Regions from separate parts of the Homo sapiens genome. Here region 1 is linked to region 2. Evidence: chromatin contacts called from ENCODE Hi-C data. All regions are on one chromosome and are shown on one strand. Each heading gives the region's core, a stretch centred on a gene start or an enhancer-like site at or near the end of the contact. The rest is flanking DNA. Distances are from core to core; before and after follow the strand shown.

The links. Hi-C counts contacts between places; a loop is a spot of excess contacts on that map. Pooled maps may share reads with other maps.
Region 1: a loop to region 2 is called in a pooled map, with 4 times the contacts of the local background. The contact joins the enhancer-like site here to the promoter of RAE1 in region 2. A Hi-C loop is called at or near these places in 3 of 50 pooled maps.

Annotation. Positions count from the first base shown.
Region 1 is chr20:57,446,579-57,452,796 of GRCh38, forward strand. No RefSeq gene overlaps it. Among named protein-coding and RNA genes, the nearest start is that of RBM38-AS1, 57 kb to the left of the region's middle. RefSeq lists enhancers at 4,109-4,398, 4,903-5,402, 5,355-5,649, 5,444-5,588, 5,462-5,962 and 1 more and a cis regulatory region at 5,507-5,524. Within about 2 kb of position 3,978, at least 9 of the 41 ENCODE cell types and tissues checked have a DNase peak (open chromatin) inside an H3K27ac peak, as active enhancers do.
Region 2 is chr20:57,349,270-57,356,421 of GRCh38, forward strand. RAE1 (ribonucleic acid export 1) reads left to right here and starts at 1,986. Exons shown (of 12, transcript NM_003610.4): 1 at 1,986-2,153; 2 at 4,763-4,859; 3 at 5,443-5,547. The coding sequence starts at 4,770. RefSeq lists enhancers at 1,617-2,185, 2,376-2,455.

The DNA.
Region 1 (6,218 bases), core at 2,728-5,227, 99 kb after region 2:
GGGAGACAGGTCTATGTCTTTCTCTGAAGATGATTTTGGGGGCTCCAAATTTAAAGGAGAAAGGGTGGGATATTGAGAAACACACAGTTTTCACATAAACAAAAGGGATAAAGGAAAGATGGGGGAATCTGCATTTTACATAAGATAACACAGACAAAATGGGGTAGGGGAACAATCAGATATGCACATGGGTCTGGCAGGCAGGGGTGACTGCACCTAAATAAAAGCTATAAATTGTTGTGAGAACTAAATAAGGTGAGGTATGTAAAGTCGCCAGCATAGTGCCTCATGCAGAGTAAGTGTTGATTCCTTGAGAGGAGGCTTACTTCTTGTCACCCCCTACCCCACTATCCCTGTGAAACACGACCTAGGAGGTCAGCTGCTCTCTGGAGAAATGCTGTCTAAAAAGGCAATCTGTAGTTGCAAGAAACCCACCAGGACTGGGAGCCTTTTGGTAAATATTTCTTTCACCCTCTGCTTCAGTGATAGAAACAGTAAGTCCCAGTTAAGCAGGATCAAAGTTTATCAGGCATCAGGACACACTGACTGCTGTCTTTCTGTCCTTCAGGCCATTCAGGTGTCTTCGCTCTTTCATTCAACAACATCAAGCACCTACTGTGTGCCAGGTGCCGTATTAAGTGTAGAGGACAGAGTGGTACTAAAAGACAACACAGTCCTTGCTGCCAAGGAGCCAACAGTTATAATGACAGCAACACACACCAGTTCAGGTCTATGTCCCTGTAATAAGGTAAGAACTTCAGGTCACAATCCAGATAATAAATATGGCATTGGTTTATTGTTCTTACTATCAACAGAATTGTGATTGGATCCTTATCCCACTAGGCTGGGTGGGGAGCTTAATCTCAGGCTGTCTCATATTCTAGTTGCTAATAATAACATCCAAGCCTCCTTAATAGCTCACTTATATTGAGGGGTTACTAAATGCTGGCCCCAGGGCAGGTCTTTCTTTCTTTTTTTTTGAGACAGGGTCTTGCTCATTGACCAGGCTGGAGTGCAGTGGCAAGATCACCTCTCACTGCAGCCTGGACCTCCTAGGCTCAAGCCATCCTCCCACCTCAGCCTCCCAAGTAGCTGGGACTACAGGCATGCACCACCACACCCAGCTAATTTTTTTTTTGAGATGGGGTTTCACCTTATTATCCAGGCTGGTTTTGAATTCCTAGGCTCAAGCCTTCTGCCCACCTCTGCCTCCCGAAGTGTTGGGATTACTGGTGTGAGCAACTGCGCCCGGCTGTAGGTCAGGTCTTTACAAGCATTTCATCCTCTTGCAGCAATCTGATGAAAGCATTTAGGGAGCCCAGGAAGGGAGGCAATGGCGATCTGGAAGGATGAGCTGCTTGTCCTAGGATATACAGCTATGAAGTTTTTAACCGAGGTCTGGTTGGATTAGGGAGGGGACCTCTGCCATGGGGCAGTCATGACAGGTGCGGGGCGCCATCGTCTCCTCCAAGGGTGAGGCGTCTCCTTGAGGTGGGGTTTACCCCATGGTTTCTGTTCTTGGGTGGCAGGGCCCTGAACTCCCGGGTGGGTGTTTCACCCTGGGAGGTGGCAGGGGTAGGGACAGGGTGTCTAAATCTCAGCAGAAACATCAGACGTGGCCACCAAGAATCAGCTAGATCATCCAGAGCAGCAGGCACAGCTTTAAGTGCACACGTCCACAGGCCTGGATGTTGTTTTAACATTTAATTTGGTCCAGCATCAGCCAGCTAAACCTGCTCCTTATCCTCGGCCTGGCTGGCAGCTGCCCTTCAGGGAGCTAAACCGACTCCTGCGAGTGAGCGGCCAGGCCTTTTCGGGAGCCTTCCAGGTGTAACTCTGGGGAGGGTCCACATACCTCAGTCACTCACCCACTTTTCACACCCATGCACACTTACCTGTGTACATTCACAGACACACTCACACACTACTTTTGTTTTTTTTTAGAGATGGGATCTCATCTCACTATGTTGCCAGGCTGGTCTCGAACATCTGGCCTCTAGTGATCCTCCCACCTTGGCCTCCCAAAGTCCTAGGATTTCAGGCGTAAGCCACTATGCCCAGCCACACTTCTACATGCATGCTGCTTCTTGCAATCTCACACACTCACACACACATGCACATGCCACTCCAGCACACCCACACATGCACACACACACACACCCCTCTCCTGAGCCACCCTGGGCCGCAACTCACCTGGCTTGAATTTTGCTTTCCTCAGTTGACCCTGGCCCTGCAGATTGAGAGGCTGCACAGAGTTGAGGCCGGAGACAAGAGACTTATTTTTCACCTGGCTCAGCCACCAGGTCTCTTGCTGTCTCTGGGCCTTATTCCCCTAACAAAAACAACAGTCCACATTTATTGAGGATGCTGCGGATACAGTCTTATCTAAGACTCACAGCAGGCTCGCGGGAAATGGAGGCTCGGGTAGGGAAAACAGCCTGTCCAAGGTCACTCAAGCAGTAACCAGAAGACCTAGGGTTTGAACCCTGACTGTGGAACTCTAGCTACTTTGCTGTACGATTTCCCAGCCCACTTCATTCTCCCAATGAGGGCATGCTGTTATAATCCCATTTCACAGGCAAGGAAGCTGAGGCTGGTAGCGTGCAATAGTGCCTCGCACTGGACTTCTCTCCCTCCCTTGCTCACAGTGGGTTTCTTCCTGCCCAGGGCCCTGGCCCGCTTTTTTCTCTCTGCCTCCCTACTTTGCCAAGTTCATTTCTCTTCTTCCTCTTGGTCTTACCCCAAATGCCATTTCTTCAGGAAGGCTTCTCTTACCCCCAAACTAGACCATACTCTCGCTTGAGGCTTTGACTGTGTGTTTTCTGTTTGCTAGTATCACACGTGACCCCCAGTGCCATGGCCTGAAGTACCTCTTGATTAGTTCACCTGCTCCTTAAGTCAGGCGTCTGGGTGGGCTCCACTGACCCTCTGTCCAGGGTCTCAGTGAGCCCAAGTCAAGGTGTCAGCAGACTGTGCCCCTTTCTGGAAGCTCAAAGGAGCACCTGTTTCCCGCTCATTGGGGTGGTTGGCAGGATTCAGGTCCTCGGTTCCTCCCTTTCCAAGGCAGCAGCCTCGGGGTGAGTCTTCCCTCTGCCGCCCCTCTTCCCATTCCCTCTTGCACTTTGAAGGGTTCCTGTGAGGACACTGGGCCCTCTCCAATGGTCCAGGATGATCTCCCCATCTCCAGGCCAGCTGATTCACAACCTCTGTTCCATCTGCTGCCCAAATTCCCCTTCGCCGAGCAGCCTAGAGTAGTTACAGGTTCTAAGACTGGGGTGAGGGCATTATTCTGCCCACCACACTTCCCTTGCTCTTTCCTGCCGCCTGTTTTTACTAAATGTGTCATTATATATTTGTGTGCGGGATTATTTGTTTTCTCTCTGTCTCCCTCCCATAAATATCATCTGCATGACTCAGGTTGGGTACATAGTGCCCGTACACAGGAGGCACCGAGTACAAATTCCCTGAACAGGTGGCAGCACTGGGGTCTGAACCTGCACCTCCATGTCATTCTTCACCAACAAAGTAGTTTGGATGCTCACTTTCTCCCCTGCCCCCCATCAGGTCGGCTGTGTCCAGTTGCACAGGCTGTAAACTGCACAACTCCAGGGCACTATTCACAGCTTAGTCTCTGTGATCCTCGCAGTTGGGTGGGATCCCTCAGGACCTGTAGGCTGAAGCTCTGCTCCTGAACCTGAGCCTGTGTTCTAAATCTGGAGCCTGTGTTTATAACATTGGCTGCTCCTAGAATCATCCAGAGGGCTTTAAAAAACCCTCCTGCCCAGGTCATGCTGCAGACCAACTGTGCCAGAATCCCTAGGGTGGCACTCGACACCCCAAGTGACTCGGAAGTGCAGCTGAGGTGCAAGCCTCCCTCCAGCAGGGATGCAGAGATAATTATGTAATAGAGGAAGAGCCCCCCCGCTCCCCACCCCGCACCCCCGTATACTTTGCATAACCGAGGCTGGGCAGCTTCCTCTCCCACAAGCCTGTTTCTTCACTCTGTGTGGCTGCAGCCTGGCTCTCTGGCTTCCTGTGGCCGATAAGCCGTCCTGCATCATTTACGACGCTGGGCCAACATCTGGCTGCCAGTGTGGTCACCAGTCCTGCTCCAGTGAGGGGGGGCAGTCATCTCTCCCGGTGACAAACTGCCTGCCCAGAGTGGCCTGAGGAGAGGGAGAGCAAAACCACATCATCGAGCCCCTTGCTCGGGACTCACTGGAGGGTTGCTGGATCCTAAGTTTTACTTGGCTTTGGGAAATTTGCTGGCACATTAGTTGCGAATATTTTGCTCTGAGGGTCTGAGTGCAGTCTTCGAGGTCTCAGCATCTTGCTTCTAGGGCAGGTGATGAAGTGCACTGGAGGCTGGGGCATGGCCGGGTGAGCTGAGGTGCTGGGAGCAGCAGGGACCATCTGGGGCAAACTGCTGCCAACACACTGGGTTTCTAGGGTGGACCCGGCCTGAGAAAGGACGGAGGGGGTGGCTTGGAGGGGCCCGGAGAGCGTGCAGGCCACAGATGGCACTGTGTCTGCACACTTCACCTTCTGTGAGAAATACTCATGACCCTCTTGCTCTGTCGAGCCCCGGCCGGGAGGTGTGTGGTTGCAGCCGCTTGGTCACGTCCCCTCATGTGGAAGGTACAGTCCCTATGGGCACACAAGCCCAGGGCTGGGCCCAGCACCCGCAGCTAGCCAGCCCCGGAGCCCCCCGAAGGAGTCCCCCAGGCCAGCACTCCTCACCTCTGGGCATCCACCTCCCCCTTTCCCAGAGGGCTGTGTATCTTTGGCCTCCTGTCTGGGGGCCTCGGCATTCCTTTTCTTTCTCTTTCCTCCTCAGTGAAGCTGGCAGTGGGGTGGAGACAATTCAGGTCTGACTGCCTCAGCAGCAAAGAAGGGGGGATGGCAGCTCATCCCAGGCAGACCCCGAAGGTGAAACATCCGCATGGCACACCAGTGCACTTGTGGCTATTGCAGCCCCATAGTCAAAACTCCGGGATGTCACCATGCTGAGGGCTCTGTCACATCCCCTGCTCTGGCTTGGCCAAGCTCCAGATGGGGACAATCACATGCCTCGCCTTGCCCCAAGAAAGAGAAGGAGATAATGGAAGACCACCCTTCTCCATGGTGCCACGTGGTGATGCTTGCTCTTGCTTACTGAGCACTCACGGGGGACCATTCTCAGCCTGGCTGCGTATGAGTGTATTCAGTTCTCACAACAGCCCTGCAGCCACGTAAATCCTCTTTGTACCCATCTTGTAGATAAGAACACCAAGGCACAGAGAGGTCAGGTAACCAGCCCGGGCCCGCACAGCCCATGGGGACAGTGCTGGTGTTGGGATGCAGGCCTGACCTCCCCAGGCACCCCGAGTCCTGCTGCCCCTTAGAAGGAGGCCCAGGAGCCTTGTCTTTGCGGGGCTATGAGAGGGGATGCTGCTGTTCCCACTGCAGAGGTCACAGGGGAGCGCTTCCGCTGCTCAAGAGGAACCGGAACTTTGGAAACCACATTCTTATCTGCCCCTCACAAGAGCGGCAACTTGGCAACACTCATGAGCAATTAGGGTTGGATGAGTCTTCAGGATGGGTCTTCATCTGCTTACTCGTTCACTCAATCATTCATTCACCTACTCTTTCATTTGTTCAGCCAGTGTTTATTGAAGCCTTCTCAGGCCAGTTGCTGGGCCATCTGCACAGCCATGCCGGGAATAAACCCACAAGCACGTGCTGTCTATGCTATGTCAGGTGGAAGGACGCCAGAGACAGTTAAACCGGGTAAAGGGCAGGAGGAGGATGGGACAGGAGCCTGCCTTAGGCAGGGTGGTCAGAGAAGGCCTCTGGGGAGGTGACATTTGAGCAGACATCTGAATGGAGAGAATGAGCCAGGCCCTGGGCGCAGGATGTGCCAAACAGAGGGAACAACCAGTGCAAAGGCCTTGAGGCAGGGGCGGCAGCAGGGTGGCCAGTGTGGCTGCAGGGCAGTGAACAAGAAGGAGTGTGGCGGGATGAGGTTGGAGGGGCTGTCGTGGGGAGGGATGGTCGGGCCGGGATGGGCCTGTGCCGCACTGTTGAGGGCTTTGGACTTGACTGAGTGAGACGGGGGACAACGGGGCCCATGAGATTGTTCTGCCTTGTGTTTTAAAGACTAGAGTGGTAGAGTGGGGCCGGGCATGGTGGTGTGTGCCTGTAATCCCAGTTACTTGAGAGGCTGAGGCAGGAGAATC
Region 2 (7,152 bases), core at 736-3,235:
GGGCACCTTCCACGGTGTGGGAGGTTTGTTCTTTCGCTTTTTGGGACCACGTCGTCTTTATGAGCTGTAACACTCACCGCAAAGGTCTGCAGCTTTACTCCTGAAGCCAGCGAGACCACGAGCCCGCCGGGAGGAAGGAACAACTCCAGATGCGTCGCCTTAAGAGCTGTAACACTCACTGCCCGAAGGTCTGCAGCTTCGCTTCTGAGCCAGCGAGGCCATAAACCACCAGAAGGAAGAAACTCCAAACACATCTTAACATCAGAAGGAACAGACTCCGGATGCGCTGCTTTTAAGAACTGTAACACTCACCGCGAGGCTCCGCAGCTTCATTCTTGAAGTCAGTGAGACCAAGAACCCACCAATTCCGGACACAACATCACCTCTGTCAGCTTCATTTTCCATATCTATAAAATGGAGATAATCACAATACCTATCTTTTAGGGCTGGTCTGGAAACTACAGGAGATGGAGCATCTAAAGCGCTTAGCATAGGGTGATGCTCAAAAGAGCTATTATTACCATCATCGTCTAGACTAGAGGTTCTCAGTCTTGGCTGCATCTTAGAATCACCTGGGGAGCTTTTAAAAAATATTAATTTCCTCTTTTCTAGCCCAGGCGTACTAAATCAGAATCTCTAAGGGTGCAGTGTAAACATCACAGTTTTTAAAAAGCTGCCCAGGATTCCAAATGATCTACAGCCTTGGTACTTAACTCTGGTTCACGGCCCAGCAACCTCTGCTGGGAATTTGGTAGAAATGTGGATTTTTAGGCCCATCGTAGACCTACTGAATCTGCATTTTATAAAAAGATACCCCAGATCCTAAACCTCCTTAAGAAGGTCAAGGCACGCAGACCACACTGAGTAGTGAAGGAGAGAATCCAGGGTAGCTACATAACCTCACGAAATCCCTTCCTTGTGATCTGTCTTTTCCTTCACTTCCTTCTTCAGATGCTCCTAAAAGTAGGGGTTGGGAGGAAACAACCAACTGAAATATTTGGAGTGGGCGTGTGTGAGTAATAAGAATCCCTTAACATTTCTACAGACAGTTCTATTAGTAAGAGTAGTTCACGTATGATTTCACTTGACCCTAATTAGGAACAGCCCTGGCATCATTTTCCCCACCATGCAGCAGGAAACTGAGGCCCAAAGAGCCCCGAGGTGGGCTCAGGGTACCCCAGTGGGCAAACAGGGAGAGGCCAGGGCGGGAAACCCGCGGCCGACCTCGCCTTGTTCGGAGGCAGCGTTAGAGCAGCTTCTCGGAGGTTGGCCTTGGACGTGAATTGGAAGCAATCAGAATCTTTTAGATGTTTATACATGATAAATGCAATAATTAATTCACAAGAGAAAACAGCTAGCTACCTTGCACTAGCCCTAGTTGCGGATTGATTGACTGATTTGAGATGGAGTTTCGCTCTTGTTGTCCAGACTGGAGTGCAATGGCATGGTCTCGGCTCACTGCAACCTCCACCTCCTGGGTTCAAGCGATTCTCCTGCCTTAGCCTCCCAAGCAGCTGGGATTACAGGCACCCGCCACCATGCCCGGCTAATTTTTGTATTTTTAGTACTGACGGGGGGACGGGGGGGCGGGGGGGCGGGGGGACGGGGGGCGGGGGGGGCGGGGGGGGCGGGGGGACGGGGGCGGGGGGCGGGGGGGGGCGGCGCGGGGGGGCGGGGGGGGCGGGGGGCGGGGCGGTTCACGATGTTGGCCAGACTTGTCTTGAACTCCTGACCCCAGGTGATCAGCCCGCCTCGGCCTCCCAAAGTGCTGGGATTACAGGCGTGAGCCACCGCGCCTGGCCAGTTGCGGATTTATAAAAGCAGTCGCTTAGTAACTTGCAGCGGCTACATCAACTTTGGACCAATTCGCAAACTGCTGGTGTAAAGCGTTTTTGCGCATGTGCTGTCGCCTTGCGGGAAAAGGAGCCTTTTTCTTCGACGATTTCCGGGCGACGCAGGAAGTGGCTCCAGGGCGCACGCGCGTTGTTTCCGCGGTAGTCAGGGCAGTTTCTACCGCAGGCTTAAGGAGGCTTCGGGCTCCTGGGATTTCTGTCCGCGCTCCTGGCCCTCGTCCTTCGCGCCAGAGCAGGTTCGCAAACTCCTCAGACCCTTCTGCTCCCGGCCGCCGCTTTCCGCCGGGGCGAGACCCCCAGGTAGGCCCCGTGCCGCGCGCGTCCCGTCGTTAACCGCCGCCATGGCTCCCGCAGAGGCCGAGTTGCCTCCCGGGAGCGCGCTTCTGCGGGATGCTGGGGCGCGAGCGGGACTGTTGACTAAGCTTCGTTACTGGGCCCTGGAAGCGAGGTCAGAGCTGGAAATGGCCTTAGGGGTCACCTAGGGCCTAATCCATCGTTTCTCTTGTGGGGGAACTGAGCCTCTGGGAAGGGTCACATTGCGTTAATGCAGTGTGTGTCGCCTCTGTCCCTCCCCCTTACACGTCTGGCGTCTCGTCAGATACATGTCAGCTCCTGGGAGAAGCTTTCCCTGGCCGCTTTGCAGAAGGGCGTCCCCTTTTAGCCTCTTCCACGTCAACCTGCTCCATTTCTTTCGTAGCAGTTACCAGTCTCTGAAACTAAGTCTGTTTCTGTCTTAGCCCGCCAAGTATTTATTGTATACGTATATAGGTGCCACCGTACAGGCAGTACTTCTCCAGGCAAGTAGTATTAAACACCAGCCGCCCTGGGCCAGGCATTGTACTGTGGGACCCAGTATGCATTAAGGGAAGAATCCAGGCAAGTGGCTGCCCTCTTGGAGCCAGCATTCTGGGGGGGAAGAGATTTTGAGTGTAAACAAGAAATTCCAGGGGATGTGATGGAAGATTAGATATGTTAAAGTTGGCAAAGAAGCGTCTGAGGAGGTGACTTTAAAAAAGAATACGTGTGACAGCTTTATTGAAGTATAAAATAACATTAATTTCAACCATTGAAAGTGTATATTGTGAGTTTGGAAATTTTATGCAGTTGCGTAAACATGGCAAGTTCAAATTTGGGACATTTTCATCACCCCAAGAAGTTCGGAGGAGGCAACTTTTGAACTGGGATATGAAGATTCAAACGGAGGTAGCTGTGGGGAGGGAGAAGCAAATCATCCCAAGCTGAAGGAACAGCACTAGGTTTGCTCCAAGGCAGGGATGAGCTTGTTGTGTTCAGCGGAGAAAGGAAGCCAGCAGAGCTAGGAGGGCTGGGGTGCAGCAAGGCGGGAGAGAGCGGGAAGAGATTAGGTGGGTCCCACAGATGACTGTGCCTTCTGAACTTTGGAAGCTTCCCAGTGCTCAGCATAAGGTGTGGTCCACACTGACTAACACGAACGATTCTCACCTACCATGTTCTTTTTCCTAAGTTCATCCCTAATGGCAGAAATGTTCTCTCCCAACTTGAAGGTTGAGGTAGAGGAATAGAGTGAAAGTAATATTTATTAAGAACCTGTAGTGCTTTAGGCAGTGTGTGTGTGTGGCTTCATTTAGTTCTCATAACTCTGTGAAGTAGATATTAGTGTCTCTGTTTTACAGATGAGAAAATCAAGGTTAAGTGACCCGTCCAAAGCCGTGTAACCAGCACCTGGACTGATTGCAGAAGCCTTGTCATGCCTTTGTTCGTTCATACAGCCAACTGGTGTTTCAAGTACCTCTGCATTTGAGGGCAGAAGTGTGGCCGGCAAGGACCACATCCCCTCACGTTCACTAAAATGTACATGTGCTTGTAGCTGTTGCTCTGACCTTTTGTTCTGCACTTATTTTTCATGAAGCTGAGGAAACTCAAATGCCTTCCCCAAATTCCTTGCAGTTTCTCCGTTCTGTGTTGTCTTGTTAGCAAGGATGTCACTCAGCCATTTGGCTCCCTTTGGAGAGGTGACTGGTATGGAGGACTTTTCAGCGTAACAGGTAGTAGGATTGAAATGTGGTTTCAGTGTACGTAACTCCTCGGGGAGTTGGAAGGAAAAAAGAAGGGAAAAGTCGTTTATTGTACCCACTATGAACTAGATACTGCATTTTCTACATAATCTGATTTGATCCCCAGAGCAGCCCTGGAGAATGTGTTAATGTTCTCTATGTTTGCAGAGCAGGAAAATGAAGACTGGTGAGATTAGAGTCCCAACTCCTGAGTGGCAAGAGGCCCTGACCAAACCCTGGTGGGCCTGTTAGATTATGATATTCAAGAAAAAACCCAGGGTGGGAGAGGTTCTTGCTGGGTAAATGTCCAAAACACGATGCCCGACCTTTTTAAAACTTTTACGAAGAAATTGCTGATTCGCTTCCCGGACTGGTTGTTCTAGGTAGTTTCATGCGGATGCTGACCTAAACTAGAATGTAGAAATTAGTAGGAAAGTGAATGCCCACTAGGTGGAAACCTGAAAGCACGGGGACCTGCGATCTTGTTTACTGTTATATTCCTGCTGCGCAGCTCAGGGTCTCTATGTAAAAAATGAGTGAATTTATTTTCTAGCTGGTGCCTACAAAATAATCTGCAATGTATCCATACTGGTTTATTAATGGTAACAAATGAACCGTACTAATATGAGATAATAGGGGAAACTAGATATGGAGTGTATGGGAATTCTATCTTTACTATTTCTGGAAACCTAAAACTACTCTAAAATAGAAGGTTTATGTTTTGAAAGCACTCTGCTCATTGCGCTCTTGTCTGAAAAGTGAAGCCTGGCCTCAAGCCACTTTGAGTATTTCTCTTCTGCCAGTTAATTATCTTACCATTGCCTCTCAGTGATATTAAGAGAAAACCCATCCTTAACATTTTTCATTACTTTTTAGGTTCAAAATGAGCCTGTTTGGAACAACCTCAGGTTTTGGAACCAGTGGGACCAGCATGTTTGGCAGTGCAACTACAGACAATCACAATCCCATGAAGGTACCACGAAAAGCTTCCTGGGGCTTGTAGGAAGAGTTTGGGCAGAGTTTCTCCCATCAAGGACAGAACCCGAGATGACTTGGGAGCCTCCTTTAGGCTGAAAGCTTTGAAACTTTGTCTAACTCATGTTTCTGAAACACTGGAGCACAGAAAATGTGTCCCCGTACTTGTGTCCTGTTCTTCCTGGCCTGCCAGGTCTCCAGAATCACCCAAGGTGCAGATTCCGGTGCAGATTCCCAGGGCCTGGCCCAGCCAGGACTGTTGACTCAGAATTCCCATGGTTGGAGAGAGGGGATGGCAGGTGAAAACTGTGATCTAGCACTGTGGGGCCAGAGTGAACTGGTCATTTAGAAAACAAGACCATGGGCATTTCATTAGCAGCTGCTACTGCTAGTCCTGGTGGTGCTGGTACTTTCTCTAGCTTATTTTTTACTCCTGTCTTTGATCAAAGTAAGGAAAGGTCTAATTCAGTTAGTTCTTGTACACAAGGAAAGGCCACCGTGAGGTAATTAGTGAGAAAGAAAACAATTTGGAATGAAGTTGTGAGCGTGCATACATTTTAACATTGACTTTTTTCCCGCAGGATATTGAAGTAACATCATCTCCTGATGATAGCATTGGTTGTCTGTCTTTTAGCCCACCAACCTTGCCGGGGAACTTTCTTATTGCAGGATCATGGGCTAATGATGTAAGTGCTCCTTAAATACGTGTTCTAGAAATCATCTCTCTTTGTATGGCCAAGGTTAGCTTTAGCTCCGTTGTTTCCCAAGTAAATGAATCAGTTGGACTTATTTATGGCCTTTTTTGAGAAATCAATTTAGGGGGTGTGAACCCTTCTGAATGGCAGACATTATTCTTACACCCGTTTTTGTTAGGAAAGCACAATCATATGTGTTGCTCGAAATTTTCTACTTTAGTTCAGTCTCTTGAAGTTTATTCCCAAATCAAATATCATATTCATCCAGAGTGAACATTATACCCAGTGGCACACACCAACAAATTCCCTTTCTTGGCATCCTGACAGTGTTCCTCAGGCATGTATGAAACTTTTTCAACGTTAAATAATAGCACAGATTTGCCTAGATACTTACTCATCATGTACAAAAAGAAAGACAAAAAAATTACAGTTTACTAAAAGAAAGAAAACTCTGGTAGAAAAATAAGCAAAGGGTGTAAAGAGGGACTTCACAAAAGAAAGAATAAACCTGAACCATTCATCCATGCTTGTAATCAGATAAATGCAAATTTAAGACTTTTTTTTATTAAATTAACAAAATTAAAAGTTTAAAAGAATAATAGTGCCAGCAAGGATAAGCTGAAACCCTGCATGTATGGCTGGTAGGTATGTAAGTTGGCTTTTCCACAGGATAATTGGCAATAGTTATCAAAAATCCTTCAGCTTATACCCTTTATCTCACTGATACCCTTCTGGGACTTGAGTAGGAAATCTGATAATGTACTTCATCTGCATTATCTAAATTAACCTTTATAACAGCCAAAGCACTGTGAACTTGTGAAAATTTTGAAAATTTTAATATCCAGTAGTAATGGCAATGTATAGTATGTTTGTATGATGGAATACCATTGTAAGTTTTTGGAAAAGCTTTTGAACTGTAGCCTACAGCACAGGGGCAGCAGGGGTTAGGAGAACAGGAGGGAGGATGGTAGTCAAGGTTGAGCAAGCTTGCTTTCTACATGTAATTTTTAGAAAGATTTCAGATTATTTGCTGCTTAAAAAAAGGATGTTTCAAGTTGAACAGGCTAGTGATGCAGGTGAGGAAAGCTGTAGCTGCAAAAGTGAAGACACTGTATAATCTAGTGTCTTCCAGAAAATATGCGTACATGGAAAGAAGACTAAGAGCACACAGAACCATTAGCTGTGGTTGTCTGTGGTGTGATTAGGGTGATTTTTATTTTTTTGCCATATTTACAAAATCTCTAAAATGTATTACTTTTTTAACGGAGGGGAGATTATATAAAGTATTCAGAAAAGAGGTAAGTTTCTACTTTGGTCTTGATTCTCTGAATGGTAATGGGTAAGTGATATTCTACTTTAAAAGACATATCTCATAGATGCATTGAGAAAATTATCTGCAATTTTATGTGTAAGCAATAGAATTTGTTTATTTTAATAGCTTAGGCGAAGAAAACAGTTGCTTTCATAGATATTTTAATTCCTTTGTTCTTGAAGTTAGATAATTAGGTTGCTATGAGAAGTCTATGTATGGTTAAGGTGTACCCCATTAGTTTTTAGGTGTTAAATGCAAGCAATACATCGTAATTGCTTTGTTTG